Regions from separate parts of the Homo sapiens genome. Here region 1 is linked to region 2. Evidence: chromatin loops called from intact Hi-C (ENCODE). Cell type or tissue: PC-3. All regions are shown on one strand.

What was found. A loop is a pair of places that touch in the nucleus more often than their neighbours do. Peaks named below come from ENCODE experiments on the same cell type or tissue, not always from the same donor. Only the 100,000 strongest peaks of a DNase experiment are listed, where the experiment ranks them.
Region 1: a loop joins it to region 2, with 15 times the contacts of the local background. A loop is called at or near these places in 15 of 110 quality-filtered maps.

What each region holds. Positions count from the first base shown.
Region 1 is chr9:6,823,262-6,831,261 of GRCh38, reverse strand. The region is part of intron 4 of KDM4C (lysine demethylase 4C); the gene reads right to left. Among named protein-coding and RNA genes, the nearest start is that of KDM4C, 69 kb to the right of the region's middle. In PC-3, CTCF peaks have their summits at 2,111, 3,708 (motif pointing left) and 3,729 (motif pointing left); DNase peaks (open chromatin) are centred at 2,031 and 3,711; H3K27ac peaks cover 455 bases.
Region 2 is chr9:7,048,722-7,056,721 of GRCh38, reverse strand. KDM4C (lysine demethylase 4C) reads right to left here. Exons shown (of 22, transcript NM_015061.6): 17 at 7,522-7,630. Among named protein-coding and RNA genes, the nearest start is that of KDM4C, 290 kb to the right of the region's middle. In PC-3, CTCF peaks have their summits at 3,776 and 3,977 (motif pointing left); a DNase peak (open chromatin) is centred at 3,941; H3K4me3 peaks cover 390 bases; H3K27ac peaks cover 979 bases.

The DNA.
Region 1 (8,000 bases), 230 kb after region 2:
TTACATGAAAGAAAACTAAATGCCCAATTTGTTTCAGCCACTGATTCTGAGGTCTTTATTACTGGCAGCAGAATATTGTCTGACTGATATATTTCTTCGATAGTAAAATCCACAGATCCCCGCTTCCCCCACTGACTAGTGGATTAAAATAAGAAAAAAAATAACAGAGTCTATGACACTAACGTGATCTAACAAAAGGAAAAGTGAGTACCACTTAATTCTTGAATGGTAGCAAAGTATGGGCTGTACTTGAGCCTTTTCTTAACCACTAATACCTGGAAAATCCCAGTTTAAATAAAGAATATACCTGTTCTTCCCAATTCCTCTATACCACTCTGTGATTTTTCCTTCAGTTTCTCCCAGTTGTTGGTTTTTTCCACCTTGCTTCATTTTCTCTACAGCTGCTATTTCTTAAAGCAATGTCAGATTTAACACACTCTCATAACACATGGCAGAGGGCTGGTGCTACTGAGTTTCCCTTTTATTCTTCATAAAGAAAAACAGCCTAAGGTACTTCCAGTGGCCTCATTTTCATTCTTCATTCTTCACAGAATAAAATTCTGGATCATACACATAGGCACATTATTCCTTCAATGGAAAAGGAAAACTAACAATAATTCTCCTAAATATTAAACTATACTTCATCATTATAGGACATTTGGAAAGTAAACTTTAAAATATCAAATATATAAATCTGCAAAGAAGAGAAAACCATTTTATCATTTTAGTGACATCTTTCTCTTAAAAACTTGTTGTAACTAGCATATATTTAGAATCAGACTCCTGGCATTCATGACTCTAACTCTGCACCAGTGACCCCCCAAAAGCCCACTGACAGCTGGTGACTTATTTTGAAGAAACCATACTAGGATGCTGGGGTGTGGGAAGCAGCTCCACGACCTCCCTCATCTCAGCCAGACCTGCTGCTCTCTACCCTTGGGCAAGTGAATGAATTATGAGGGAGATTGTAAGCAATACTGGAAATCCAGAGTGGGCATTCCAAAATCTTGGAGATATATCTATACACGGTTATCCTGGTTTCCTCACATACCACTGTGTTACAAACATTTTCTTAACATTTTATTGTACATATTACTTCATGGCTTTAACAATTTGTATCCGTATTTCTCCTTTGTAACATGTAAGTTGTTTTACATTTTTTGCTGTAATAAGGAAAACACTAAAAAAAATTTTGGTACAGAAACACTGCCCCATATTTTTGATCATCTGTAAAACAGATTCTAGGAGAAGTTGTAGATGAATGGTTCCTTTCTGACAAGAATTACTTGAATCTTTCTACTCTATTTATAAATTCACCCCAGAAAAAAAACACAGGCTTTTATATCTTACAAAATTATAATAAAGATGAAATCTAGATTATCTTTATATTCCTTTTTGTGAAATGGAAAACAGCAGGCCCAAAGCAGGAACTGGGCTTCCAATAGATATACCTTATCAAAGCCCTTCTGTAAACCTGCAGGCAAGGCTGGGTTGCAGGGGAAATGCCCTTCTGACCAGCAGAGGCCTCAACAGACACCAATCCAAGACAAGAAGAGCTCCAGAGTATACACAGTGTTCAAGCTCTAACCATCCTTCCTGGTGACTGTCTGAAAGAGTAGAGACAGAATAGGAAAGGGGGGTCTCCCAGCTCTGCCACTAAGTAGGAGTCATCTAGGATAAACCCTAACATTCAGTCTGAGCTTCCTTATCTATCAATGTGTTGACTATTATACCAGATGATCTCCAAAGTTTTTTCCAGCTGAAATTGTCAATGACTTTATGTTCACCAGCCAAATTCAGCACTAAAACTCTCACTTTTCACCTCTGAGTTTCATGTTCTTTCTCCTTTAGTAATTCTCACTGAATTCTCACTGCTGTGTCCCTAATACTTTCCCACAGAAATCTGCCCCTCTAGGCATGCCAATCATCCAGAACTCACAAAACAGGCTCAGCTTCCTCATCCCTCACATTGCTCACCATGCCTAATGTCCATAATGCCCTGGATTCTCAGTACAGTCTTGTGGACTTTGCCAGTGCCCAGTAATCTTCACCTCTTTACACTCCTACTGTGTGTAGTATTCATGCCATCCACCAGGCTTCTGCCTGTATAGTGTGTGTTGTTTATCCCTCAGGGAAACCATTCATGACTCTCAAGCTAACCAGTAAGCTCCTTGCACTGGCCAACACCCACCATTGCTGACACGTCTCACAATCATCGATCACTCAGAGTGATTCTCCACACATATTTGTTGATTTATCAATTTACCAGGTTATTAAACATTTAAGTATGTTTCAACTGTGAAGTTTAACAGTTGAGAGGTAAAGAGAAGAGTGAAAAGAGAAACGGCCAATTCTACTCACATCCTATCCAACCCAATTTTTTTTTTCTTGAGACGGAGTTTCGATCTTGTTGCCCAGGCTGGAGTGCAATGGCGCCATCTCGGCTCATGCCAACCTCTACCTCCCAGGTTCAAACAATTCTCCTGCCTCAGCCTCCTGAGTAGCTGGGATTACAGGCATGTGTCACCACGCCCGGCTAATTTTATATTTTTTAGTAGAGACGAGGTTTCTCCACTTTGGCCAGGTTGGTCTCGAACTCCCAACCTCAGGTGATCCACCCACCTCAGCCTCCCAAAGTACTGGGATTACAGGCGTGAGCCACCGCACCTGGCCCCACCCCAAATTTTTAAACTATGTCTGACAGAAGATCAGACGGTCTCTACGTGAACATTCCAAGGTCAGTATTTCCTTACCTCAAGTGGCAGCCCAACCTGCTCTGGGGCAGATGTATTCCTTAGAAACTTATTCCAGAGATGGCCGGGCACGGTGGCTCACACCTGTAATCCCAGCACTTTGGGAGGCCGAGGCAGGCAGATCACAAGGTCAGGAGATTGAGACCAGCCTGTCTGACATGGTGAAACCCCGTCTCTACTAAAAATACAAAAAATTAGCCGGGCGTTGTGGTGGGCTCCTGTAGTCCCAGCTATTCGGGAGGCTGAGACAGGAGAATGGCCTGAACCTGGGAGGCGGAGCTTGCAGTGAGCTGAGATCACGCCACTGCACTCCAGCCTGGGCGACAGTGCGAGGCTCCGTCTCAAAAAAAAAAAGAAACTTATTCCAGAGACAGACTGAATTTTCCCACAGTGATCCCACCTAACCTTCCTACTTGCACCATTCTCAGGGGCAACAACCACATGGGCTTTAACTGCTCTTCCAACAATTCCTGCACCATCCCAGCTGTGCTGCTCTGGCAACACCCCTCTGAAAACACAGCTTCTAGAACTAACGGAAACATTCTGGATGCAATGTGACCAATAAAGCTGTCCATCACCTCCCCTGTCTGGATGATAACTTTTGGGGTCATGCAAGCTGACCTGCTTCACTAAAGAGCAGCCATAACATGCTAGCAGATAAATGAGCTGTGATTACCTAGAAGCCTTATTTCACAGAACTAAAACCTGAAAGTCACAATCCTACAAGCCAATAGCTCTCTCTCTGCGTCAAAACCTGTCTAGGATGACATCTTTGCCTTGGATGTGAAATTTAGGCAGTTAGTGTTCTGGCTTTGAACGATTTGTTATTTCAAAGTAAATGATATCCTGACATGATAAAAATAAAAAATGGAAAGGAACTCTCCTGGTGACTCAAACCGTTTAAACTGTTTTACCTCATTTGGAAACCCACAGCCTCAAATAAATTTGCTGTCCAAGAGCACCATCTGCTGGATGAAGGTATTTAAGCTACCCCATTGAGGGAGAGGGAAAAAAAGTCTATAGGTTAAATGCCACTATGTCTAACACCTTGGTGTGAAAAGATTCCCATGCCTCACCAACAGGTTTCTTATAAAGGAGCTCTTGATTTGACAAAATTCTAATACAAGAGAAATCTGGAACTGACAAAAATTCACTATCATTGAATTTAGTTCATCTTAAATATTGCTTATCATAAAGTAAACATTTCTGAGCTGGAAGGAACGAGAGAGAGCAGTTAATTCAATTTCTTCCCCTTGTAGATGAAGACTCTGAGAAAAACACAGAGCTTTCCTGAAAGTCACAGCTAGGAATGGCAGACATTGATTATAAACGAAAACAGGTCAAATATTCTGTGATGTTTAATAAAGTCTTCAATCTCAAGAAGCTGCAGAAGAATGGCAGAAAATGGGGCAGTGGGTGTCTGTGCAAGGTGCCACTCTCTCAGGTTAGCAGCGATCTGGCCACCCACTGTGGACTGTGCCCTGCCCCACACTGACCAACACAAGATCAGGAGCTGTCATACTCTCCCGCCTCCACCCACCCACATCCTTCATATTAGATTTATCTGCTTTCCTCTACCTGTGAAAACCATCCTGCCAATAAAAACAATAAAAATAAGATACATTTTCTTTTTTTTTTTTTTGAGATGGAGTTTCACTCTGTCGCCCAGGCTGGAGTGCAGTGGCGCGATCTCAGCTCATTGCAACCTCTACCTCCCAGGTTCAAGCGATTCTCCTGCCTCAGCTTCCCCAATAGCTGGCACTACAGGTCCCTGCCACCATGCCTGGCTAATTTTTTGTATTTTTAGTAGAGACAGGGTTTCACAATGTTGACCAGGCTGGTCTTGAACTGCTGACCTCAGGTGATCCACCCACCTTGGCCTCCCAAAGTGCTGGGATCACAGGCATAAGCCACCGCGCCCGGCCAAATAAGATAAATTTTCAATCATCTTGTTGAAGAACATCTATCATCATGGGAAAGCATTCACAATGGGTCAAACAGAAGGGGGATAAAACTATGTTCATTGTACCACAAAAATTTTTTTTATATGCAATTATGGAGCATTCATAGAGAAAAAATGGAAGGAAATATACAAAACAGTTTTGACAGCTGTTTTCTCTGAATGCCAGGATTATGAATGATTTTCATTTTCTCTATGTAATACCTTCCCATATTTTTCATATGTAATGTTTATATTAACAAAAAGGTAACTTTTACCTTAAAGTGGTGTAATTTATACTTATAGATTATCAAGAAAACTAAAAACAAAATGGAAAGAATAGGACACCAACCACCCATCCACCTAGTACGAGCATAGCAAAAAAAAAAAAACTTTTCCCCAGCTCAAGAAGAAATATATAAAACATTTATATTTTTTTGTATTAAGATTCTCCACAAGGCCAGGCACAGTAGCTCATGCCAGTAATCCCGTAACTTTGAGAGGCGGAGGCAGGAAGATCACTTGAAGCCAGGAGTTTGAGATCAGCCTGGGCAATATAGTGAAATCCCGTCTCTACAAAAACTACAAAAAATTAGCTGGGCATGGTGGCGCACACACGTAGTCCCAGCTACTCAGTAGGCTGAGGTGGAAGGATCACCTGAGCCTGGGAGGTGGAGGCTGCTGTGAGCTGTGATTGTGACACTGCACTGCAGGCTGTGCAATGGAGTGAGACCTTGTCTTAAGAGAGACAGAGAAATAAATAAAAAAAAGATTTGCCACAATATTTTTCAAACTGTTTTAAATTTTCTATCACTTTTCCATTAATAAATACCTGAAGATAACAAAAGCAATAGGCCAGCAAATTAATATTGAAGAAAAATCTTGGAGGTACAATTTAAAATATTTTCTATATTTTGAGATGCAGAGACATGAGTTCACATGCTGTCCACTTGTAAAATTTTGCCTGGTTTATAAGACAAAACACAGGACATGATGTACCCCAAAGAACTCCATGGCTTCCAGTTTGAGAATCACTGTCTCTGAAGGTGATTCGTTCTTTCAGAAACATATCAGGAATGCAGTTACCTGAAGGCCAATAAATAAAGATAGAACACAGTTACCTTGCCCTAAGATCTCTGCATCATCTATGTGCAATAGATAAGTCATCTTTTGCTATGTATCTTACCGAAGCAGTTGTCAAGGTGTTTTCCGAGGACCACAGGAAGACACGCAGACCTTGTCAGAGGGTCTGTGACATCAAAACTATTTTCAAAATTATACCAGAACATTAATTAGTATTTGCCTTTTTCACTCTCATGAGTATAGAGTTTTCCAGAAGCTATAGGACATATGACTTTATAACAGATTAAATGTAGAAGCTGATATAAAAATCCAGCTATCTTTTTTTTTTTTTTTTTTTTTTGAGACCGAGTTTCACTCTGGTTGCCCAGGCTGGAGTGCAATGGCACTATCTCAGCTCACTGCAACCTCTGCCTCTTGGGTTTGAGCAATTCTCTTGACTCTGCCTCTCGGGTAGCTGGGACTACAGGTGCATGTCACCACACCCGGCTAATTTTTTTGTATTTTTAGTAGAGATGGGGTTTCACCATGTTGGCCAGGCTGGTCTCGAACTCTTGACCTCAGGTGATCCACCCGCCTCGGCCTCCCCAAGTGCTGGGATTATGGGTGTGAGCCACCGTACCTGGCCACAATCTTCTATTGAGCTAGACATAAGAGATTTGAAAAATGTAAAATAATGTGACTCTTCCTACTAATTTTTTAATTGGGGAAATACAGTCACCTTTTCTTTTTCTGTCTGCTCCTCTCTACCCTATGGTCACCTTGTATAAAATAATGTATGTTGATATATAATGGACTGTTTTAATGAATTAAATATTTTTTAAATATTCTCTTAATTTTTTTTTTTTTTTGAGACGGAGTCTTGCGTGAGCCACCACGCCCGGCCTTAATTTCTAATACAATAAAAAACAATAGATATAACCTCCTTAAATGAAAGTTATTTGAGGTTCACAATAATTATTACAATTGTAACAGGGCCTTAAGATGAAAGTTTGAGAACTACTGTCTTGGAGTAAAAGAGTTCAGAAAAATGCACACTGGGGAAGCTCACCTGAACCCTCTTCACCCTTCTCATCCGAAGCCCTCCCCAAGCCTCTTGCTGTAACTAGACCATCTTGCTGCAGTCTGTTATCAGATCACAATATTTTTCACAGCTATTTTTCCAATGCCATGCACTCATCAGACCCTATGCTAGAGACTGGAGCTAGAGAATACATGAGAAATGACACCTGTCACCAATGAACTCAGAGTCTACTGCAGAAGAAATAGCCACGAAAAGAAATACCACAAAAACAAATACAAGTAACCTTCATCCTCTGTTATCATTTTCCAACTATTTGCTACAATAATTTTTTTACCCAATATTCACTGTCCAAATCAAAGACTCTCTATGATGGTGTCCACCAACAGAACTGTTTCAGTTGTATACAAATCTAGGTCAGAGAATATAGTCTGCAGCTAAGTTGTATCTCAGATGTTTTCCCAAAAGGATTATTTCTAGCGCCCACATTAAGTGTATTGGCATTACTGCTGTCATCTTCCCATCAGTATGAGTGAAAATGTCTCCTGAAAAAGTAGAAAAACCCGAGGAGAAAGTAAGTGAGCATATGAGACCTACAGAAGCCTACGAAGAGTTGGAAGTGATGGTGCGTACTGAAGGAAGGAGGCCCATCAGATATTAACTTGACATGTCCCAATCTCTTCAACATAGCAGAGTTGCTCCTGAAGAGCTTCACCATGTGACTCAAGATTTTGAAAAACTAGAGAAATTCCTTTTGCAGTGGACTCATAGCCATTCTCAGGGTAGGAGACCAATGATTATCTGGCTGGTACAGGAGAGGGTAGGGGACACCTTTGGAGATCTGGAGGCAGCAGCAACGAAGGAGCAACGTGATTCAGTGAAGGAGCTAAGTTTCAAAGCAAGTGCAAAATGGTCTGAAACATCCAACAACAGTGTGAGATAGCAGAAGTTGAAGGTGACAGGTAGGGCACCATCCCCTCACAGTGAAGTGTGGCTACCTTCCTCCAGTGACCTGCAGAAAACTATCATCAAAGATGGTTACACACACAGGAAATTCTCAGTCTTTATGAAATGCTATCCCATAGGTTTATTACAGAATCCAAAGGCTAAATTGCTCCATGGGTACTCTGACAGTGAGGATAAGCTACCCCCTTTTGGTGCAAAACATTGGTTCCAAGGGGCCACTGAAGACTGACCTGCATGTTAT
Region 2 (8,000 bases):
AGTCCCACCTGTCTAATAATGTTTTTAAAATTAGCCCTCAGGAAAAAATGACTTCAAAACTGAAAATTTAAAGGCTCCAGTCAATTTCCTTTTGTCTCACAGTTTTTCTCTCAACAGATAAAGAAAAATCCATAGTAACAAGATAACATTTCATGCATTTACACATTTTCTCCTATAGACATCTACAGCCTTCAGAAAGTATATTATTTGTAGCCATGCCCATCTGACATTTTCCATTTTACTCAAAAGATTTTATGGTTTGGTATTACAGCAATATACAAATTTGACAGCTTGCAATAGGATCTAGTCCCTGTAGCAAATCATTCTGACAGTTAAGTACTATACAGCTACTAATGTACTTTTTTTTTTTTGCACTACACTTATTTAAAAACCTTACAAAGCTGGAGACATATGTATGTTGAAATCCTGAAGAACATTATCTTAATGATGTTATATAATTTTATACTGGCCGTGTTAAATAATAAGACACCACATACCATACCACAACCGTGTCATCTGTAGTATAGTACCTCTTACTCCTCCTTTAGAATAGTTCACTATTCAAAGCACTTTTTGTGCACATTAACACTACTGATTACTGTTTAAGCAATAAGTTTTCTCATCATTGTCAATGTTTATTATTTTCTTAGAACTTCTCTGTCTTTAAAAATACCTGAGCCTATGAATAAATCGGTACATGAGTTAATGTGGAACATACTGACTTTTTCTGATTGCCTTTACGACACTACTTCTTTTCTTTTAGCATGATGAAAGATAATCAATATGTCTTTACATTTCCTAAAATGCATTAACAGAGGCCCTGTCAAATACAACCTTGATTCTTTCAGAAAGAAAGCCAAGTTGCTCACGAACATTGCTGTAACATTAACTAAATAGAACTCTGAGTGATCTTACAGCACAAGAGGCAGACCCTATCTCTACCTCTCAATAATTCTATTTTTAGTATTCAGTATATCTGATAACATGAGTCAGTTGGCAAGAGAACATGCGCCTTCGTCTAAGAAATAGGAAGTGTGATTGTATTTTCTCCCCCTTGATTCAACTCTTGAGATGGAATACCACAGTGAAACCACTCTATTTTCAGAATTGATATACCTTTCAAAACTATAATCTTTGGCTTGCAGGTTCACTATTATTTGCCTTCAGGTACAAATTTTAAAGTGTACAGAGGCTTCTAAGCAGAATAGTATGGTCTCAGCCAGACACGGAAAGGCTTGTAGCTCAGTCATCATTGTAGTGTAAATTCCTTTTCAAAATAATGTTCTTCACTCAGAGAACACTTGTGCCTGGGCTTTGTTCACTTGTCAAACACAAATCAGAGGTCATCGAATGCCCAGGGGCAAATCCTGCTATTCCAAAATTCATTTCTCCCTCTATTTGGTTGCAGAAATAGGATTTCAAATGTAAAAGTCCTAGAAAGGTCTAAAGACATAGAAACCAAAGGCACTGTGCTACACCACTGTGAGGACGGATGCATTTGTGACCCATGAACAATGCCAAATTTTTTGTGTTTGTTTGTTTTTTGAGACGTAGCCTTGCTCTGTCGCCAGGATGGAGTGCAGTGGCGCCATCTCGGTTCACTGCAACTTCCGCCTCCCAGGTTCAAGCAATTCTCCTGCGATAGGCTCCCGAGCAGCTGGTACTACAAGCATGCACCACCCACACCCGGCTAATTTTTGTATTTTTAGTAGAGATGGGGTTTCACCATGTTGGCCAGGATGGTCTCAATGCTAAGTTTGTTATGCAATGACAGCAATCAGAACAGACATCCGCTGCATTGAAAGATGTGATTTAATATTTAAATATTCATACAACAGTCCTATTTGAAAACTTTATCTCCAAATAGAGTATTTAAAACTAATAGTTGCATTTAGGATCTGCTACAACTTCCTAAGATTTCTTAAAACCCACAAACCTGCTCTGCTGGCTTATTTACAAAAATACCACAGATCTTTAATTAATTTAAGCTGCAGGAAGTGATCAATGTATACAATAAACATTCATGGTAAACATACAGCAACTACCAGAAATCCATACTTCTTTTTAACTCCTTTTGCTAGATTTTTAAAATGTCCTTCTCTTAAATTTTATAATCAAATCTAAGATTTTTACAGTGATCTGTCTCCAAACCCTACCGCCTTCTTCCTTCTGTGTGATACCATAAAAACATCATTTGTTATCTCTAAAGTCCCATCCTTAATCCTTCTTCCTGATCATTTTTATATTGTAAAAACAAAATAGGCCATTCTGTCTTAATGTGTGTTTTATATATCTCTATGTTCCCTTGTTTTTGTCTGTGCACAATTTTGTTCTTCTTCCAGAGATTCACTTATGACTACGGCCAATCAATCATACTAGTAGAGAAAATAAGAAAGAAAGAAGAAAAGGAAAAAATTCTGAATAAATTCTAAATCTATACCACTTGGGGTCAATTCTTTTTCTTTCAGTCCTCAGGCACACCAATCACCTGTGACTTCACACAACCCCCTAGATGGGCTACGGGGAGAAGGAAACGTCCTCAGTAGCCTCCTATTATCCTACAAAGTGCCAATCCTCACATATTCTTTTGGTGAACAGAGAAGGTGCTGCAGGGCACAGGGAAGGGGTTTGCAGTAATAGGACTTGCCACAAGGATAACTTTTCCCATACAGTAAAGTCATTCAGAAGCAAAGCAATTTATTCTAATGGACAGGTAATAAAAATACTACATAATATAAAACCTGCATTAAATATCAGAAGAATGCTGAAGCTGACAGGGAAACTGGTTCTCCCTTTTGGATATGAAGTCTTTAGCCCATTCAGCTAACTTTTCATTTCTTAAGATTTGTTAGCATTTTCATTTCTGCCCTGTAACAGGATGACTCTACTTAATAACCCGGTAGTTTTGGATAGCAACCTGTAGCATTTTTTTAGCTGGGGCAGCAATTACTTTAATAATTACACAAAAGTGAAATATTGTTAAAGAAAACGAAAGAAAGAACAAATTTAACTGGATGGAGACCACTACAGCCAAACTTATTTTTCATTAAAATGTTTTAGGTTTTTAAAAGTTAATTATTAAAGTATTTAAAATTGGACACAGAAATAAAAGAAAATATAATGTCTTGAAAATAAGTCTAATGTCATCATTGTTGTCCATTTAATTGTATGATGAACAAAGGCCACACCTGTGACATTACCAAGCAAGGTGGCTGGATGAGCTAAAGGATCTCCATGAAGCACACACCATTTTAGGATCAATAAATCCACAGAAGAGCACCAAAAGGCTTGTTTTCCATTAGTTGTCATTTTTTAAAAACTGGCCATTATACATAAGAGGAAAAAATCTGCTCAAGTAAACAAATCCTTTCCTGTATCCGCCACAAAATTCTCCTTGCACGAATAATTTACCAGAGGAGCTTTTCAAAAGCTGTAGGTTGAAGCTCTGAATAAATAAACGACTAACAATAGTGTTACCAAAATATTCAAATACCTCTGCATAAATTCCAGTATTTCATATTCTAGAAAGACTGCTAATAATGAGCATTTTAAAAATAAACAGCCTTCATATAATGGAAGACATTTTAAACTTATGCTTGCCCACCAGTCATTCTATTAGCCTCTTGCAGTTACTAGCTTTATACTAGTGTTGTTTATTACTTATTCAGAAAAACTCTAACTTGCCCCAAGGGACAGCAGCTCTTTTTCTACAGTTAAATGAAAAACTAAACTAAAAAACTGTCCTTTGGAATTCAACACTTTGAATGCATCACGAGCAGTACTTTCGATGCTCTATTGTCATCCCTTGGGCACTCGCTCGCTCTCTCTCTCTCTCTCTCTCTCTCTCTCTCTCTCTCTGCAGGTGTGGCCAGAGCTCTGGTTAGGCACTAGAGAAGGGAGGTGGTAGTTTAAGAGCAACATAAGAAACTGGTGCAGCAGCACCACCTCGTGGGTACTGAAGAGATGCAGCCCTTGCTGCTGCTTCAGGGATGAACCACTTGTCCACTCATTTTCAATCCCCAGCTGACCAGAAGTTCCAAGATCAGAATTTTCAACCAACAAGATGAGTACTGCATGCATGTTTCATAGGCTCTCTGGAGTACTGCTGGGCTCTACAATTTAATCATATGTCTCCTGTGATGCAGATAAGTAAAGTAATGCCTTGCTTTAGAGCAATATGCAGACATGTGTGTGAATTAGATCTGTTACATTTAAAGGAGAAACCGTGGAAAGGCAAAGGCCATTTGTTATTGTCTGATCGCACTCCTCCAGCCACAGTCATTATAAGCCTGACGTGCAAATAATGAATAATGATTTGCTGCCTTTTATTCATTTCATAAATATTTACTCAGTGACTACTATGTGCATATACACATACATCACAGAATTTTAATCTTAGGTGAAACTTGATTAGTATTCAATTTGGTTGTTCAATTTCCATAAGAACAGGTAATGTTAAATTGTTAAATGAGATTATATAATTAATAAGTATATAGTAGCTGATATGCACATGTTACCAGACTTTATTGCTTTGCTAACAAAAAAGAAATTTGGATTTGAAAAAAGAAAAAAATCCAGGTTTGTTTTTAAAAACATTTAACAATTTCTGTTCTGTCAGTCTTGAATTCAGTTCTTCCAACCAAGATATTCTCTAAAAATGACAAATATTGAAAATGTTCTCTTTCTGTCTATATCTTCGCTGTAGACCCGTGGATTCTTAAATGAGGGTGATTTTGCCTCCCAGGGGATAGCTGGCAATGCCTGTTTGGTGAAGGCTGCTGGAATCCTATGATGCACATGACAGTCCTCCACAACGAAGAATTATCTGCTCTAAAATGTCAGTAATGCCAAGGTTGACAGAACAAAAACTGTGTCTGATTCAAAAATGTATACTACATGGCAAGACAAGTGATAATTGTTTGGTGAAATAAATTGATTATGACATCTAAATAATTCTTATTATTTTCCAGTTGTATGAAGAGGAAGGCAGAATGGACAGTCTAGAGTTCAGAAAAGGAATGCCCACAGCTCCAGAAAAAAATATTGAAACTGACACTGGCAGACACATATATATTTATGAAATAGGCAGAATAAAATAGCTTACCTGGACTTACTTTTGCCTGGATGAAATACCACACAAAACTACTCTGCTTTCCTGCCGGCCATGAACTTGTTAGGTTACCATTTAAACTTCAGAAGAATGCCTATGTCAGGAAAGTGTACCCTTAACACGACATACAGGCAGAGCATCCTATTCCCTGGAAAGGTGCGTTTCATTCCCCACATAAGTAAATTGTATTATTCAAAGCCATCCTCTCTGAGTCTGATCACCATGGAACATCAATGAAGACTGGGGCACAGACACTGGACTGCAGTGGACTCACAAGGGTGATGATTCCTTCCTGAGGACTCTTGGTGAAAAAGAATCCAGACTTTCAGTCATTGCCCCTGTCAAACTATTACAAACTTAGACATTCTTCCCCCCAAATGAAGTTGCTCCTCGTATTATTATTCCACTAAAGATAACTACTACAAGCATTTTGATGAGGATCATTCTAAGAAACTTTCCATAAATATAACATTATATGAAAAATAATCTGGTCAAGAGGCTGCTATTTTCATCCAAAAATATTTCACAGATCTCAGTTTACATCTGTAACCATAGCTCTATGTTATCATTTGAATAGACTTTTGGTGATAATGACATTCAGTTAAGACATGCTCTTTTAAAGGTACCGACTGCTTAAGGAAGGAAATGTTCCATGAGAAATGTGATATGCACTATCAAGATGAAGCACAGCACTGTGAGGAAAGCGACAAGCTTCACCATCTTTACTTGCAATTATGATATTTCTAGATATAACACCCTGAATGTGGATGAAATAATCCTGCTGCCCTTCCCTGCTGTTCTCTCAAAAACCCTTTGGGACTGATGTGGGTAACGTTAAATCTTTAAGGAAGCACTTATGGACTAGAGAAGCCAAGACATAGGCCTGTGGAGGCAGCCTCAAGAGCAGTGACTACTCCTTCTGAGGGGCACTGCACTGGTAATAACACAGAAACAAAGGTGATTTTAAAAGGTGGTGTAGAATTTTGACAAATATCTATTACTTTTATAATCAGAAAAAAATATTAAAATGTTAACATTTGTTAATATTTGTCACACCAAACATTAAATTATTTAACATGTGGTAGTTCAACTTTTTTTTGGATATCATATCTTATAGTCCTAATTCTTACAAACGTTTTGTTTGTTTTTTGGTGTCTTTTTTTTTTTTTGGTAATCTGGGTATAAGATTTCAAGCTTTCCTATGGAAGTCCAGGAGCTGAAGAATTATACTCTCTTCTTACTTCTTCTGACAGTCACTGTGACCTTTAGAGGGCCATTTAAATGGCCCACTCATTTCCATCTTAGATTACAAAACTTCCAACTACCACATGCTGAGCATCCTAAGCCCAACACTCACATCAGCCACAGTAATCATCAGTTCCATGAAAGGCCCATATATTTCCTAGTGAAGTGAAATTCTTGATGGAGGTATGATGGCAAATAACAGTGTTCACTTTCACTTCTCCGAAAACAAAATACAGTAGGCTAGACTGTGAGTTCCTATAAGAGAGCCCCAGAGACGGCACACCCAGCTCGCCATTGGGGAAAAGAGCAGTGGGAAAACAAGCAACAGTCAAGAAAAAAGAGTCATAGTGATGATGCCTGAAATGCTGTACAGTGGAAAGACCTTCAGTGGAAAATAACAACGACTCAGGAAATTCTAGAGTTTTAAGTCCACCTGTAAGACGTGCTCCAATACATTAAGGTCATGCAGTTGAACTTTGGGGAAAGTTCTAATTAGGTATGCAATATAAGGGCCTAAACTAAGGATCTGCTGGCTCATAATTGAATAAAACTACAAAGTTACTTCAATGTTAAAGACAATAAAGGCCTATATTTTCAATGAAAAATGCTCTTAACAGAAACCAATGGGAAGATTTTTACACAGTTTCTGAACAAGCCAGAGAGTTTGGCATATTAAGTGACTTGTACCTATTCAAGAGTGAGAAAATATCTTCGTAAAAATAAAAGCTTCTTTATTTCTCTGTGTGTCTCTTCTTGGTGAAGAGATAATGAAATTAGGTTAGATACATTTTGCTAGGTTAAGACCAACCAAAGAGAGTCAAGAGAGAAAAATCTAAACAATTTAAATAGAGTTAGATGGCTCAGCTCCAGTACTGACAAATCTTACCAGATAACCTATAGTTTGAAAGTTCACATTAATTCAGGAAATGTATTACTATCTTTTTCCTCATTTCAGACAGAAATTGAGGAAGGTTATATGCAAACTTACAATATAACAGGAAAAGAATTTGTAAGAATAAATAAATTTAGGCTAAAGGAAAATAAGGGTAGAAAAATAAAAGAAAGCTAGGAGAAAATATACCTTGGGAATGTGTGCATTAATGGAAAAATTCAGAACTTGAAATTAACACTAATTTATGAGGTAAAAAAGAAGCTTTGCCACTCACCAATTTTAACCTCTGTAAAGGTATTCTGCCTACATCTATTTGTGTCCTTTCTGGGACATTAGTGAATCGAACTTCTGGGACCGCAACGGCGCACATGACATGGGCCCACCTACAGGAAAGGAGACATTAAACATAAACAAAAGTTCCCTAAACTTACATACTTCAACTTGGTGATGCCAGTTCTCACAGATGGGAAATACACAGATGAGCAAGAAAGCCAAAAGCCTAAATCCATCACAAACAGATTCTGAACTGTAAACCTCCTGAATGATACCTGGACAGACTCAGTACCACAGCTGCCCAACAACATTGTGCCATGAAGAGCTGATAAAGGCCCACGACTCTATCCTATTAACGTGCACATATTTTTCTACACTTGATCTGCAAAATACTGAAATGTGGGTTTCTTATTTCATTTGATGCTGGAATATGCATGTATGTGCTTAAAGTACTTAAGCTAATCAATATGTGGCAAAAGA